Regions from separate parts of the Homo sapiens genome. Here region 2 is linked to region 1. The links are chromatin loops, found by intact Hi-C in ENCODE. Cell type or tissue: endothelial cell of umbilical vein. All regions are shown on one strand. Each heading gives the region's core, and the rest is flanking DNA. Links, peaks and the distances in the headings are about the cores only. Region 1 has its middle 68 kb from the start of PGRMC2. Region 2 holds the start of SLC25A31 (solute carrier family 25 member 31).

Region 1 (8,783 bases), core at 338-8,337:
TCCATGATATTCTTTTTTATTCTGAAAATATCCTTATTACGATTATTTGAGCTATTACTATATCACTTTAGCAAAGTTTAGGCACTAGTGATTTAAATAACATAGTCAAGGCCGGGTGCAGTGGCTCAGGCTTGTAATCCCAGCACTTTGGGAGGCTGAGGCAGGCAGATCACCTGAGGTCAGGAGTTCAAGACCAGCCTGGCCAACATGATGACACCTGTCTCTACTAAAAGCACAAAAATTAGCCAGGTGTGGTAGCGTGCGCCTGTAACCCCAGCTACTCAGAAGGCTGAGGCAGGAGAATCGCTCGAAGCCATGAGGCAGGCTGTTGCAGTGAGCCAAGATCGCACCACTCCACTCCGGCCTGGGTGACAGGGCAAGACTCCATCTCAAAAAAATTAAAATAAATAAGTAAATAACATAGTTGAATGGAAAAATATGACAAGTATGAAAAGTTTCAGGAATAGTCATTAGAGATTGGTTCTAGGAAATTGTGCCGATATGCTTTAAAGTGAATATAATGGTATCAAGTTCATTTCAATACATTCATGCACCAAGTCAAAAACTGTATTGTATGTAATCCACAAACTTTAAGGTTTTGAAAATAAATTTTTATTAAATAGCTAAATATTACCTAGAATATGAGAACCTCCATCCAGGCTTCCTAGAAACCTATACTGTAATCTTCAAAATAATAAAACAGGCCAGGCGCGCAGTGCTCACGCCTGTAATCCCAGCACTCTGGGAGGCTGAGGAGAGAGGATCAATTGAGGTCAGGAGTTCAAGATCATCCTGGGCAACCTGGCAAAACCCCATCTCTACAAAAATAGAAAAGTTAGGCGGACATGGTGGTGCATGTCTGTAGTCCCAGCTACTCGCGAGGCTGAGGCACGAGAGTCGTTTGAACCTGGGAGGCGGAGGTTGCAGTGAGCCGAGATCTCACCACTGTGCTCCAGCCTGGGAGAAACAGGGAGACTCTGCCTCAAAAAAAATAACATAACATAACATAACACATATAAAATAAAATAAAATAAACATGTAGTGTTTATTAAAATGTAGAACAACAATAAAGCTGGCTGAAGATCAAGATAATCTGGTGGTCCGAGAAGTTACCTGCCTCCCCTGCGGGCTCTGCCTGTGGCCTAGATAAACCAGCTTTTTGCCTTCAGTGGTGGGCAGACACCAATGTAATTTGCTATTTCCACAATCCTCAATTGGAATGTCTATTGGAGACAGGTCTTAACACAAGTAGAGGAAAAAGCTGGTACAAATTTACCTGTAATAAAACTGACTTAAAGAGTAAGTTATTCCCCTTCTTGGGAATAAAGACAACTTCTCACAATAAAGACAACTTCTCTTGGTGGGAGGTAAATTTTTGTTGAAGTTGTTATCTAAAAGTTATTAAAAATGTCCCAGGGCAGAAAAAAAGTAAACAGAAATATGGTTTGTAAGATGCAAGTCAAACTTGGAAGTGGCATTGATGTGGGGTGGGGCGGCGACTGGAGTGTCACTGAGCCCAGGAGAGGTCACAGGAAGGCAGATTCTCATATCCTGCTTAGGAACTAGATGTTTATGATGAGCAGAAGTAATCGATCATGGTGATTCTGGGAAAACATAATAAGCAAAATTGTTAAAAAACAAAGGGAAAGAACTAAAACTGAAGGTGTGATTTCAGATTCATGGTAACTGCTTCATGGAAATCATGCTCTTGTCACTTGGTCAAGGTCAGTAGAAATAACGGCATCTAAGCAACTCTACTACTTCTCACATGGAAGTCAGTGAACCACCACAAGGGCAGAAAAGCATTCATAAACCACTATGTTAGGACAATAAAACAATTAAAATCAGACTTTTCCTTACTAATTAAAATGTTTTAAGTAGATTAATTTCCCATGAAAATTTAAAATTATATTCACAGCCTACTGGAGAAAATACCTTGCAATACCTGGAGATAATTTGTCCAGTGCTTAGCCCTAATGATAGCTCATGTTTACTAAGTGCTTACTGTACCACCATGCACTGTGTTACATGCTGTGCATTTATTCTTCAGGACACTATGAGGTAAGTGTAATTTTGTAGATAAAGGACTGTAACTTAGTGAGAGGGGCCAGGATTCAACTCATGTTTCTAACAAATAAGCTGTCTCTAGAGCAGCAGTTAACTAAATTTTGGCTCTCACAGACCCTTTCCCTTAAAGTCCATCCACTGACTCATTAAAATAAGTCTCACCTCAGATTATACTTAAAGGCATTCAACTGGAAACCAGAAAATGTTAACATTAAGCATTACAGTACTGTGATAATGTTTGTGTTACAATAAAAGTCTAATGAATCTTAAAACACATGGAGAAAGGTACTCAATTTTGTAGACTTGGAACACTATCTGGAAAAAAACAAAACAATAGCAGCGGATTCTGGTTTCTAGAATTTATTGAAGCTAATACGTGCAGTATATTGTTAGAAACCATTCTATTAACCAAAGTATTTCTCAATTTGCAAGGAAAAAACAGGCTTATTGTAAAGAACTCAGAAAACTGACACAGAGTGTAAAGTCAGAATTGATTCCTATCAATTAACCTTGTGGGATATTTCCTTCAAGCCGAACAGTTCAGAATCTTCAGTTGTCAATAATAACCCTAAATAAACTAATGCAAAATTTCTAAGCAAATTCTAAATAAAATGCTCAGTTTCATTTGTATTTTACCTTATCTAATTCTAGGAAAACATTTAAACACATGGATGATATTTGTTTCCTAATCAAAATTTCCTCCCAAAAGATTTAGCATATATTGTAAATCATTTATCACATAATTTATGTTTTTAAATACTCCATTAGACCCTCCATTACTGCAGAGGATGCCTATCATCAAAAAAAAATGCAGTCTTAACCACAAGAATCCAATCTTGATTTATAATACTTAAGAATCATTGCAGTTGAGTTCGAAAGTCAGGGGTTCTGTGTTCTATTTCACGCTGTTAAAGAACAATCTGGTTAAGATGAAGAGCCTGGGCTCTGAAGCCAGACTACTGGAGTTCAAACGCTAGCTCAGCCATTCAACTAGTTGTGTGATAACACTTTGTTCTAGTTACAAGATTAACAACTAGTTTTAAGTTTATCGTGTTTTAGGTAGGATCCATTCATTAACTTGCTGTGTGACTTAACTACATGGCTTAGGTTAGCCAGGAGATATACCTTAAAATCTGCTTGCTTTGTTCACATCTCAAGAGTTAAAAAAATAATGCTAATGAAGTACTTCAAACTCTTAAGTGAAAGGACAATACCAAAGCAAAAGTATTTCCATTTTTAACTATACACAAGTCTTAATGTTATCATATATATTTACTAATAACCAAATAACTAATGCAAATTTACCAATAACTAGGGCAATGCCTAACCACGTAACGAGTTGTGAGACACACATATGACTATTAGGAATGCAAGAGTAATTGATATAATTATATGATATCACCACAAGATGGAGTAAGAGGTCTCAAAAACACACACATACTCACTTTCCTGTCAAAAGTCTACAGATCTGACATTCCGTTTTGCCATCTCATGGTGATATAATTAGGTATTACTCTATCGGATCAGCCTCCTATGCAAGAATAAAATAAAAATAATAGTTACATAAAAGCCAAGAAATTAGTTGAAGGAAAAGATTAAACACACAAAGGAAAGTGGTGACACTACTTTGTAAAATGGCAAGAAGCATACAGAATGTCAGAGTGGAGTTCCAAACTAACATAAGCTTAAAAAATAAAATCTAGCCAGGAGCAGTGGCTCACACCTGTAATCACAGCACTTTGGGAGGCTGAGGTGGGTGGATCACCTGAGGTCGGGAGTTTGAGACCACCCTGACCAACATGGAGAAACCCTGTCTCTATTAAAAATAAAAAATTAGCCGGGCGTGGTGGCACATGCCTGTAATCCCAGCTACTCAGGAGGCTGAGGCAGGAGAATCGCTTGAACCTGGTAGACAGAGGTTACAGTGAGCCGAGATCGTGCCATTGCACTCCAGCCTGGGCAACAAGAGCGAAACTCTGTCTCAAAAAAATAAAATAAAATAAAATGTATTTCAAAGCTAAAATAATATAAACATAACCCCCTTCCTAATTCCATTTATTTATTTATTTATTTATTTATTTATTTATTTTATTATACTTTAAGTTTTAGGGTACATGTGCACATTGTGCAGGTTAGTTACCTATGTATACATGTGCCATGCTGGTGCGCTGCACCCACTAACGCGTCATCTAGCATTAGGTATATCTCCCAATGCTATCCCTCCCCCCTCCCCCCACCCCACCACAGTCCCCAGAGTGTGATATTCCCCTTCCTGTGTCCATGTGATCTCATTGTTCAATTCCCACCTATGAGTGAGAATATGCGGTGTTTGGTTTTTTGTTCTTGCGATAGTTTACTGAGAATGATGGTTTCCAATTTCATCCATGTCCCTACAAAGGACATGAACTCATCATTTTTTATGGCTGCATAGTATTCCATGGTGTATATGTGCCACATTTTCTTAATCCAGTCTATCATTGTTGGACATTTGGGTTGGTTCCAAGTCTTTGCTATTGTGAATAATGCCGCAATAAACATACGTGTGCATGTGTCTTTATAGCAGCATGATTTATAGTCATTTGGGTATATACCCAGTAATGGGATGGCTGGGTCAAATGGTATTTCTAGTTCTAGATCCCTGAGGAATTGCCACACTGACTTCCACAATGGTTGAACTAGTTTACAGTCCCACCAACAGTGTCAAAGTGTTCCTATTTCTCCACATCCTCTCCAGCACCTGTTGTTTCCTGACTTTTGAATGATTGCCATTCTAACTGCTGTGAGATGATATCTCATAGTGGTTTTGATTTGCATTTCTCTGATGGCCAGTGATGATGAGCATTTTTTCATGTGTTTTTTGGCTGCATAAATGTCTTCTTTTGAGAAGTGTCTGTTCATGTCCTTCGCCCACTTTTTGATGGGGTTGTTTGTTTTTTTCTTGTAAATTTGTTTGAGTTCATTGTAGATTCTGGATATTAGCCCTTTGTCAGATGAGTAGGTTGCGAAAATTTTCTCCCATGTTGTAGGTTGCCTGTTCACTCTGATGGTAGTTTCTTTTGCTGTGCAGAAGCTCTTTAGTTTAATTAGATCCCATTTGTCAATTTTGGCTTTTGTTGCCATTGCTTTTGGTGTTTTGGACATGAAGTCCTTGCCCACGCCTATGTCCTGAATGGTAATGCCTAGGTTTTCTTCTAGGGTTTTATGGTTTTAGGTCTAACGTTTAAATCTTTAATCCATCTTGAATTGATTTTTGTATAAGGTGTAAGGAAGGGATCCAGTTTCAGCTTTCTACATATGGCTAGCCAGTTTTCCCAGCACCATTTATTAAATAGGGAATCCTTTCCCCATTGCTTGTTTTTCTCAGGTTTGTCAAAGATCAGATAGTTGTAGATATGCGGCATTATTTCTGAGGGCTCTGTTCTGTTCCATTGATCTATATCTCTGTTTTGGTACCAGTACCATGCTGTTTTGGTTACTGTAGCCTTGTAGTATAGTTTGAAGTCAGGTAGTGTGATGCCTCCAGCTTTGTTCTTTTGGCTTAGGATTGACTTGGCGACGCGGGCTCTTTTTTGGTTCCATATGAACTTTAAAGTAGTTTTTTCCAATTCTGTGAAGAAAGTCATTGGTAGCTTGATGGGGATGGCATTGAATCTGTAAATTACCTTGGGCAGTATGGCCATTTTCACAATATTGATTCTTCCTACCCATGAGCATGGAATGTTCTTCCATTTCTTTGTGTCCTCTTTTATTTCCTTGAGCAGTGGTTTGTAGTTCTCCTTGAAGAGGTCCTTCACATCCCTTGTAAGTTGGATTCCTAGGTATTTTATTCTCTTTGAAGCAATTGTGAATGGGAGTTCACTCATGATTTGGCTCTCTGTTTGTCTGTTGTTGGTGTATAAGAATGCTTGTGATTTTTGTACATTGATTTTGTATCCTGAGACTTTGCTGAAGTTGCTTATCAGCTTAAGGAGATTTTGGGCTGAGACGATGGGGTTTTCTAGATAAACAATCATGTCGTCTGCAAACAGGGGTAATTTGACTTCCTCTTTTCCTAATTGAATACCCTTTATTTCCTTCTCCTGCCTGATTGCCCTGGCCAGAACTTCCAACACTATGTTGAATAGGAGCGGTGAGAGAGGGCATCCCTGTCTTGTGCCAGTTTTCAAAGGGAATGCTTCCAGTTTTTGCCCATTCAGTATGATATTGGCTGTGGGTTTGTCATAGATAGCTCTTATTATTTTGAGATACGTCCCATCAATACCTAATTTATTGAGAGTTTTTAGCATGAAGGGTTGTTGAATTTTGTCAAAGGCTTTTTCTGCATCTATTGAGATAATCATGTGGTTTTTGTCTTTGGCTCTGTTTATATGCTGGATTACATTTATTGATTTGTGTATATTGAACCAGCCTTGCATCCCAGGGATGAAGCCCACTTGATCATGGTGGATAAGCTTTTTGATGTGCTGCTGGATTCGGTTTGCCAGTATTTTATTGAGGATTTTTGCATCAATGTTCATCAAGGATATTGGTCTAAAATTCTCTTTTTTGGTTGTGTCTCTGCCCGGCTTTGGTATCAGAATGATGCTGGCCTCATAAAATGAGTTAGGGAGGATTCCCTCTTTTTCTATTGATTGGAATAGTTTCAGAAGGAATGGTACCAGTTCCTCCTTGTACCTCTGGCAGAATTCGGCTGTGAATCCATCTGGTCCTGGACTCTTTTTGGTTGGTAAACTATTGATTATTGCCACAATTTCAGAGCCTGTTATTGGTCTATTCAGAGATTCAATTTCTTCCTGGTTTAGTCTTGGGAGAGTGTATGTGTCGAGGAATGTATCCATTTCTTCTAGATTTTCTAGTTTATTTGCGTAGAGTTGTTTGTAGTATTCTCTGATGGTAGTTTGTATTTCTGTGGGATCGGTGGTGATATCCCCTTTATCATTTTTTATTGTGTCTATTTGATTCTTCTCTTTTTTTCTTTATTAGTCTTGCTAGCGGTCTATCAATTTTGTTCATCCTTTCAAAAAACCAGCTCCTGGATTCACTGATTTTTTGAAGGGTTTTTTGTGTCTCTATTTCCTTCAGTTCTGCTCTGATCTTAGTTATTTCTTGCCTTCTGCTAGCTTTTGAATGTGTTTGCTCTTGCTTCTCTAGTTCTTTTAATTGTGATGTTAGGGTGTCAATTTTGGATCTTTCCTGCTTTCTCTTGTAGGCATTTAGTGCTATAAATTTCCCTCTACACACTGCTTTGAATGCGTCCCAGAGATTCTGGTATGTCGTGTCTTTGTTCTCGTTGGTTTCAAAGAACATCTTTATTTCTGCCTTCATTTCGTTATGTACCCAGTAGTCATTCAGGAGCAGGTTGTTCAGTTTCCAAGTAGTTGAGCAGCTTTGAGTGAGATTCTTAATCCTGAGTTCTAGTTTGATTGCACTGTGGTCTGAGAGACAGTTTGTTATAATTTCTGTTCTTTTACATTTGCTGAGGAGAGCTTTACTTCCAACTATGTGGTCAATTTTGGAATAGGTGTGGTGTGGTGCTGAAAAAAATGTATATTCTGTTGATTTGGGGTGGAGAGTTCTGTAGATGTCTATTAGGTCCGCTTGGTGCAGAGCTGAGTTCAATTCCTGGGTATCCTTGTTGACTTTCTGTCTCGTTGATCTGTCTAATGTTGACAGTGGGGTGTTAAAGTCTCCCATTATTAATGTGTGGGAGTCTAAGTCTCTTTGTAGGTCACTCAGGACTTGCTTTATGAATCTGGGTGCTCCTGTATTGGGTGCATAAATATTTAGGATAGTTAGCTCCTCTTGTTGAATTGATCCCTTTACCATTATGTAATGGCCTTCTTTGTCTCTTTTGATCTTTGTTGGTTTAAAGTCTGTTTTATTAGAGACTAGGATTGCAACCCCTGCCTTTTTTTGTTTTCCATTGGCTTGGTAGATCTTCCTCCATCCTTTTATTTTGAGCCTATGTGTGTCTCTGCACGTGAGATGGGTTTCCTGAATACAGCACACTGATGGGTCTTGACTCTTTATCCAACTTGCCAGTCTGTGTCTTTTAATTGCAGAATTTAGTCCATTTATATTTAAAGTTAATATTGTTATGTGTGAATTTGATCCTGTCATTATGATGTTAGCTGGTGATTTTGCTCGTTAGTTGATGCAGTTTCTTCCTAGTCTCGACGGTCTTTACATTTTGGCATGATTTTGCAGCGGCTGGTACCGGTTGTTCCTTTCCATGTTTAGCGCTTCCTTCAGGAGCTCTTTTAGGGCAGGCCTGGTGGTGACAAAATCTCTCAGCATTTGCTTGTCTATAAAGTATTTTATTTCTCCTTCACTTATGAAGCTTAGTTTGGCTGGATATGAAATTCTGGGTTGAAAATTCTTTTCTTTAAGAATGTTGAATATTGGCCCCCACTCTCTTCTGGCTTGTAGGGTTTCTGCCGAGAGATCCGCTGTTAGTCTGATGGGCTTTCCTTTGAGGGTAACCCGACCTTTCTCTCTGGCTGCCCTTAACATTTTTTCCTTCATTTCAACTTTGGTGAATCTGACAATTATGTGTCTTGGAGTTGCTCTTCTCGAGGAGTATCTTTGTGGCGTTCTCTGTATTTCCTGAATCTGAACGTTGGCCTGCCTTGCTAGATTGGGGAAGTTCTCCTGGATAATATCCTGCAGAGTGTTTTCCAACTTGGTTCCATTCTCCACATCACTTTCAGGTACAC
Region 2 (8,740 bases), core at 1-8,000, 490 kb after region 1:
CTACTAAAAATACAAAAAATTAGCCGGGCGTGGTAGCGGGCGCCTGTAGTCCCAGCTACTCGGGAGGCTGAGGCAGGAGAATGGCGTGAACCCGGGAGACGGAGCTTGCAGTGAGCCGAGATCGCGCCACTGCACTCCAGCCTGGGCGACAGAGCGAGACTCCGTCTCAAAAAAAAAAATAAATAAATAAATAAATAAATAAATAAAATAAAAGAATGTTAGGCATGTTTGGATATACAGTCTAAACCAACATTTTTTTTTTTTTTTTGCAGGGGAGGTTCAACATGTTTTGATGATATGCCTATCAATTAAAAAAAAAGTCTGCATGACTTCCAAATAGTATACATTAATAAATTATATACCTTTGCAACTATACTACCATATTATGTACATCTGTAAAACATACTCAAAATATAAATTAAAGAATGAGATAAAGATTTTTCATTTAAAAACTTTTATTTGGTACCTCCTCCACAGCAGACATTTTGTGCCTACTGGGGACAGCACTAGGAACAATGTTCCTGATCTTATGGAGCTTACATCTTAAGAGGGAGGGACCAGGGAGACAGGTAGCAAATAACTATGTCTGTTAGCAATAAAAAACTGTAAACAAAAAAACAATATATGAAGATTGGGAATAATAAAAGGCTATTTAGATAGGGTTGTTAGGGAAACTTGAATGTTAGATGATATTAGAGCAAAGTTAAACATTTATTTAAAAGATGAAAAACAATATTTTCAAACATCTTGCTAATTATGATGCTTTCACACCACCATTTACTATTATCTCAAGGCACTGTTAGGGTGAAGTTCATTTTTAAGAATAGTATATAGGAATCTATATTTCAAATAGTCTTCTTGTCTCAGGTCCAATTAGACTGTCATTGTTTCTACACTGAATGTCATGTGAATGATGAAATAATACGCCATTTCTTGGAGTAAATGGCATCAGCTTTTTCTTGTGGTTCATCATTTGATATTGGTGTTACCCTTGATTTGGTTTTCACGGCAGAATCTTTTTCAAAGTTTTGTCCATGTTTTGAGGATTTAGTTAAAACCTGATAATAGAATCTATAAATCCAGTTAATTGGGCAAACATAAACAATAATATATTATTGAGGAAGGGTGCTTGTCATTCCCTCTACCTTGTGTAACTCCCACTCTTTTTTTCAGGATCCCTTAATGTCCCGTGATATGTAACTGACATTGGGCCCAAGCATAGGGGACAATGCCAATTTATATATTAAATATCAGTAAAATTTATTTTTGTATTTTACTTAAAGTACATATAAATAAAATACCTAATATTTTCTTCCCATACCCCAAAATAGCATCTTCAAGATGGACCCTAGGATATTAAAAAACCTCACTGTTCTAAGTCTTCAGAAAAATGGGTTTGGGAAAAGCTTAGATGAAAGCTGATAAACTCGTGACACGGAACTCCTAAAAGAGAAGAGTTTGGATAGGCTTGTAAAAATGAGACTGTACGGATCTTTTTTTTTTTTTTTTTTTTTTTTTTGAGACAGTCTTCCTCTGTACCCAGGATGGAGTGTAGTGGCACGATCTTGGCTCACTGAAGCCTGTGCTTCCCAGGTTCAAGTGATTCTTGTGTTTCAGCTTCCCAGGTAGCTGGGACTATAGGCGTGCGCCACCATGCCCAGCTAATTTTTGTATTTTTAGTAGAGACGGGGTTTCACCATGTTGGCCAGGCTGGTCTTGAACTCCTGGCCTCAAGTGATCTGCCCACCTCTGCCTCCCAAAGTGCTGGCATTACAGGCATGAGCCACCACACCCAGAAAATCAGTTCTTTAAAAGGCTACATTTACAATATACTAATAAGACAGTTCCTTTGATTAAACACATATTTACATATGTATATTTTGCTCAGTGAAAAACCAAAATGTTAATTGTGGTGACTTTAGCAGTGATGTTACTTTTTGCTTCTTTATATTTTCTAATTTTCTACAATAATTATGCATTATTTGCATAATAAAGGTTTAAACAGTGTTAAATAAAAGTACACATACAAAGTTGGCAGGTGATAAAACCAACTAAAGAATATAATAAATCTTTAAGAACAACATAAGGATAAATCCAGAAGCTTTCATAAGCCAAGAAAAGCTTATAAAAAGTGTCAGAAACACTCAAAGTGATATTTAAAGCTATATTCAAGGCAAGAATGCAGAGATCTATTCTTGTAATGGAAAGAAAGTAGAGATAAGGTAAGAAACTAGAGAGCATCTAGTTGTGCATTCTGTGTTCATATCTCTTTCTCCAGCTCATTTCACATGGCCTAAAGAAAGGAAAAGTTGTGAATAAAATTAGAGAAAACATAAAAACAATCTTCAGGACACCTGAGATGTGCATGTGTCTTGACTTTCAAAAAAGAAAGAGAAGGCAAATTGCAAGAAATTTATGTTTTAAAATAAGGAAGTTGGTAGGTCATGACCATACCAAAAATATAATAGTCAAGCTTGCCTCTACTTATAACGATTCAGTTGTAATTAACTGCATATTGACATTTTGAAATACGTCAAATAAATATGTGTACAAGTATACATACAATCATCATAGATTCAATAGCTACAAATACAGATGACACAGGTTGAGCATCACTAATCCAAAAATCCAAAATTCTCCAAATCTGAAACTTTTTGAGCACTGACATCATGGGCAAAGGAAATGCTTATTAGAGCATTTTGGATTTTAGATTAGGGATGCTCATGTGTAAATATAATGAGAATATTCTAAAATCTGAAAAAATTAAAAATTCCACAACTTTTGGTCCCAAGCTTTTCGGATACTCAACCTGTATAAATGATGACCAAATACTATAAGCAGAGTTGCTGACATGAGTTTCTGCAATGATGAACTCTTAGTAAACTTCTGAACAGAAGAAAGTACGATCTTTTTTCTACTTCCTTATATGGTAGCTGCATTACTGGAATCAGTGTATACTAAAATCATGCCCCAGACAATGTGTTTATAAGTAAATCAGAGTTAAGTTATTTCTAGGCTTAGAGAAACATAAACAGGTTTCACTGCTACACGAAAATCGAAGGGGAGATCTAAAAGTCATTCAGGTTGCGGGATAAATCTTCATCATGTATGACTGGCCTGCATATAGCAGCAGGACGTTTAACATTCCTGGCCCTTGCCTTTCATACCATTGTAAAGTAGGATTATACCCCTCTATCTTTGTGCTAAATAAAAAAAAATTGCCCCACAAGTTTCCGAAATTGCCTCTAGATGGCAATAGTATCCTTGTAAATTACTGATCTCTTAGCATAGGATACACCATGGTACCTTCATAAAGCTTTATATATAATAGAAAACATCTTCAAGTTCTACTTATGATCCTCTCATCTTGGAACTTAAAGCAAGGACCAGGATACATCTGAGAATGATATCAACTTACAAGGGCCATATTGAATACGTTTAGGTTTAAATATTGTGAAAAACATTTAAAATATGAAATAAATTAGCACTAGTCAGCCCTATCTGACCAGAATACTTCATTTTACCTGACAAAATATTTGAAGCAGAAAAGCTAATAATAGAGAGGCCCCTACTTCTCTTCAGAAGTCTTAGAATATAAACGAAGAAGAGACAGGTTCCTTGCTTTTCCTGAAAAAATCTTGGGGGAAATGAGAAGCTTGCTTTAATTAAATGAATGAGTGGAGAGAGGCAAACTATGAAAGACCTGAGCTTAGCTCCCAGATGATGCATTAAGTTTCTACCCCTGACCCCATATACTCCACGCCACAGGTCTGGAAGAGTTGTAACCACATCCCTAGCATTCCTAGGGTACAAGGTGCTTTTTTAAATGGGACAGTATCTGGCCCTAGAACAGGACTAAAAGAAAGGTCTGCACTGGAGTTGAAGCCACTTCATTTCTTGAGAATACACAATAAATGTCTATTTCTTTTTAAAAGATCATACAGATTTTTCTATTGAATCCAACTATATGGGTGGATTATATAAAATATCTGATAGACTTATCCCTTTAGCTAACTTGGGAGCCATTTTGCAGCAATGGTTCACAAAGCACTTTCGTTATTTCTTTAAATCATTCCAATATTAATAGAAAAAATCAATGATGAACAAAAATGAAATTTTAAATAAGGACAGTGCTTGATGCAAAAAGAAAAACTGGTAATACTGATCCCATCTTTATTTTAAACTTGTATATATTGTGTTTGTTATGAATTCTTTTGCATGACTTGATTTTTAAAAGATTGCATTAAAATAGTTTAAAGTTTTTTTTTTTTCCTGTTTTTAGGAGTGGAGGTTTAATAGAAAAAATAAAGAGAAAGGAGAACAGCTCTCTCTCTAGTTGAAAGAGAGGGGCTTCGGAAACGGAAGGACCCTAAAGTTTTGTTTGTTTTTTTGAGACAGGGTCTCACTCCTTCATCCAGGCTGGAGTGCGGTGGCGCGATCTGGGCTCCCTGAAATCCCCGCATCAGGGTCCCGCAAGTAGCTGGGACTGCAGGCGTGCGCCACCACGCCCGGCTAATTTTTGTATATTTAGCATAGACTGGGTTTCGCCATGTTAGTCAGGCTTGTCTAGAACTCCTGAGCTCGAGCTCAAGTGATCCGCCCGCCTCGGCCTTCCAAAGTGCTAGGATTATAGGCGTGAGCCACCGCGCCTGGCCTTAAAATACTTTTTATCTTGATGACTGAGGGTTGGGTTTTTTTTTTTTAGGGCCCCCTTGAATTTTGGGCAGAACGAAGTACCCCCTTGGTCTTCAGTAGAATAAGCAGAACCTCTTTTCACTAATAGGTTTCAGAGTACTGGTAAGCCCTAGTGCTCCCATATTTGTACTTCTCTTAGACATACTATTTCAACAAATATACATATAGATTTTGACTCAAGGTCTCCTCTGTCGCCCATGCTGGAGCATAGTGGGGTGATTATACCAACAAATATTTAAGCAACTTAGAGCACTAGTTATAGCAGAGTGCCTAATGGCATCTCCCTCAATCCTGGGAGGTCAACCACTCTCCTTCTGGACCTGGCACAGGTGCACCAAGGTGTAAATCGCACTGCAGATTTAGAGAAAGAGAAGGCAGTGGTCTCCCCGGTACCAGGACTTGGTCAGGACCAACGCGGCCCTGGAAAAGCAGAGCCTGTTAGGTTCAGAAACTAAATTCTGGAAGGGTAAGAAGCAAATTCATCACCGACAGCTGTAGCTGTGGTTGTGGGGCCCACAATCATGCCCCTCCCAGCCACCCTCTTCTCTGGGAAGCTGACGAGGGCGCCGGGAGAGGCTGTCGGGGCGGCCTGCCTTGACGCACCCTGCTCGCGAGGAATCCGCACCAGGCAGTCCACCATGCCTTTGTACCGCGCCTCGGGGCTGATCTGCTTCGACGACGCCTGCACCTGCAGCAGCAGCTTCACCCGCTCGATGGGCGCCACCGCTGTCTTGGACACAGCTGCCGCGACTCCGCCGGCCAGAAGGTCCTTCCCGAAGGATGAGGCGTCAAACAGCCGCTTTTCTGCCTTCTTTTTCGCAGGCTCACGATGCATGATGGAGAAGGATATAAAAACCGGCAGCAGTGGCTAAAAATGAGTACGGGAGCTACGATGAAGGGAAGCGGAAAACCGGAAAACCGCTGCAGCATCGTACTGGCGAGAAAGTGGCTCTTGGGACGCTGAGAGAGCCGCGCGCCGGCGAGGCGCGTGCGGAAAAGCTGCGCAGGCGCTCCAACGGCCTCCAGCCACGTGACGCCTGACACGTGACACCTGACACGTGACTCCTGACACGTGGCTCCTGGATGCGCGGTGACGCCTGCGCACTTCTACGAGCGGAGCCTGGGCTTTCTGATGAGGGAGGGGTCCGGAGGCGGTGAGCATTGAGCAGGAAAGGCGAGGGGAGGGGCCGAGGAGAGCCAGTTCTGTGTGAAGAAATTTAGTAGCTGAGACTAGGCCAGAGCAGTAAACCAGCGGTGTGAGATTAACAGAATTTAGTTTTAGTTCCTAGTGTTACCCCCTTCACTTTCTTAATCGCTTTAATCCGTTACGTTTTTTTTGACCAGAGATGGTTCCTTTGACCTTTCTTGGCATCTTAAAAAAGACAGTCTTACCTGTTGTGTGATTCAAGTGATGTTCCCCTTAAATTTCACCCTATGTGCCTGTTAATGCTTCAAATTCCCTTGGAAATTGCTTTAATCTGTTCCTTTAATTAAGCAGGGATCCTTTGTCTAGTCACTTTCTGTGTCGTTTTGATGATTGTGCCCCCATAGCATAATACATGTTCCTCTTTTTCATATTGTATTTAAATTGATAATATCCAGAGCAGTGGTTCTCAATCCAGACTGCACATTCAAGGGGATGAGGGGTGTTTTGTTTTGTTTTTCAAATTGATGCTTGGGATTAGGCCCTGCACATTAAATCAGAACGTCTAGAAGTGAGGCCTGGCATCAGTATTTAAATTCTCCAGGTAATTCTAGTGTTTGAAGTAATTCTAATTCTAGGGTTGAGGGCCAATGACCTATCTAGAAGAGTAGTTCACAAACTTTTCGATTGCAGGACCCCTCTTTTTCACTCTGAAAAATTATTGAAGGCCAGGTACCAGTAATCCCAAAACTTTGGGCCAAGTCCAGCCTGGGCAACATAGTGAGACCCCTCCTTTACAAAAAAAAAAATAGCTGGGCGTGGCTGCACAAGCCTGTAGTCCTAAGTATAGCTACTTAGGAGGCTAAGACAGGAGAAATGCTTGAGCCCTGGAGTTGTAGGCTGCAGTGAGTTATTATCTCACCACTGTGCTCCAGCCTGGGCAACAGAGCAGGACCCTGTCTCTTAAAAAAAATTATTGAAGACACAATGAAGCTTCCGTTTTTATTATGTATATTGGCATTTACCACTCAGAAATTAAAACACGATTTAAAAATATTTAATTCATTTAAAATAAAAATAATCCATTACAGGATAGCATAAGTACGACTTTTAAATAAAAAATGTAGTAGAAAAATAGTATTGTTTTATATTTTTGAATCTCTAATGTCTGATTTAATAAAAGACAGCTAGATTCACATTACTGCTTTTGCATTCAGTCTGTTGTGATATCATACATGTAGCCACTGGAAAACTCCACTGTTTATTCAGGACAGAATGAAAGTGAAAAAGGCAAATAATAGTATCATTTAAGAAAATACCTTTGACTTCATGGTGTTCCTGTCTCCGTGACACAGAGGGGTTTTCTAAACTGCACTTTGAGAACTCATTTAGAGGAGGTTGGCAGATTCAGGTTTGACTTCTTTCGGCAAAAATACTCAGTAGAGGTACGTCTAGCCTGTACATAACATTTGTCTTTTTCTTTCACCTCACTTTTTTCACTTAATATATCGTGGAGATCCTTCTATAGTAGCATTTAATATATCCCTTTTTACAGCTCGTTTGGTGTTTTGAAATAAATGGAGATCCCATCTTATCACCTCTTACTCTGTAGGACCTGCAGAGCCTTACAACACATCTATAAAATGTGAAATGAGTTTTTAGCTTTTTTTGAATGTTAGGTTCTAATTTTTCCTTTGTCTTATGTGTTATAACCCTTCTACTAGTACTTGTCACTAGTAAAAAACCATTTAGGTCAGAAGGATTCCAGACCAGGAATGTTGTCAATATTTTGATTACCTCACATAAAATCAGTTGGCAAGTCCTACTGATATCATATGTTTGGTGCTACTTCCTTTCCATGGTGGCTTATTCAACCTTTTTTTTTGAGACAGAGTCTCGCTCTGTTGCCCAGGCTGGAATGCAGTGGTGCAATATTGGCTCACTGAAACCCGGGTTTCAAGCAATTCTCCTGCCTCCGCCTCCCAAATGGCTGGGATTACAGGCATCCACCACAACACCCAGCTAAGTTTTGTATTTTTAGTGGAGACAGGGTTTCACCATGTTGGCCAGGCTGGTCTCAAACTCCTGACCTCAAGTGATCCACCCGCCTTGGCCTCCCAAAGTGCTGGGATTACAGGCATGAGCCACCACGCCCGACCGGCTTATTCAACTCTTAACTGGGTTTTCCAACTCGAATCTCTGTTTCTCTCTTTCACATGCAGCAGCCAGATTAATGTGTCTAAAGCATTAATTAATTAATTCTTAAGCTTAAACAAAATTGAAAGTCTTTCCATTGCATTGACTTCAAAATCCTTTGTCAAATTCATTGTAAATTCAATAAACAATTGGCTTTTTATTAGCAAACATCTGAAAAATGAAAGGTTTCGTTCTCCTTCAAGGGAATTTGAAGCATTAGCAGGCACATACGGAGAAATTTAAGGGGGAAATTACTTGAATCACTACAGGTAAGAGTGTCTTTTTAAGATCCAAGAAAGGTAAGGGAACCATCTCTGAGGACAGAAAGGAAGTGTTCTGCTGCTCCCCAGGGCAACTTTCTCTTTCTACCCTCCTCTAACATTTGATTTGATAGCTGACAATGTTTACATCATATTCCTTTATGATATCAAGCTTATTTCTGACATGTATTCATTGATAGAAGACAGACAAAAGTGAAAGTGTCAACTTAAAAATGTAGCTTTGTTAACCTTTTAAAAAACTTTTTGTTGAGACAGGGTCTCACTCTGCACCCAGACTGGAATGCAGTGGCAAGATCATGGCACACTGAAGCCTTGAACTCCTGGGCTCATGTAATTCTCCCACCTCAGCCTCCCAAGTAGCTAGGACTACAGGCAAAGACCACCATATCCAGCTAATTTTAAAAATTTTTTGTGGAGATGGGGT

What was found. Peaks named below come from ENCODE experiments on the same cell type or tissue, not always from the same donor. Only the 100,000 strongest peaks of a DNase experiment are listed, where the experiment ranks them.
Region 2: it touches region 1 in a loop (10-fold over the local background); 2 of 110 quality-filtered maps call a loop at or near these places.

Annotation. Positions count from the first base shown.
Region 1 is chr4:128,215,170-128,223,952 of GRCh38, reverse strand. It overlaps a transcript of LARP1B not described here. Among named protein-coding and RNA genes, the nearest start is that of PGRMC2, 68 kb to the left of the region's middle. In endothelial cell of umbilical vein, for the core only: a CTCF peak has its summit at 3,436 (motif pointing right); a DNase peak (open chromatin) is centred at 3,472; H3K27ac peaks cover 392 bases.
Region 2 is chr4:127,727,336-127,736,075 of GRCh38, reverse strand. SLC25A31 (solute carrier family 25 member 31) reads right to left here and starts at 5,676. Exons shown (of 6, transcript NM_031291.4): 1 at 5,299-5,676. The coding sequence starts at 5,530. RefSeq lists a silencer at 5,799-5,956. In endothelial cell of umbilical vein, for the core only: a CTCF peak has its summit at 3,247 (motif pointing right); a DNase peak (open chromatin) is centred at 3,255.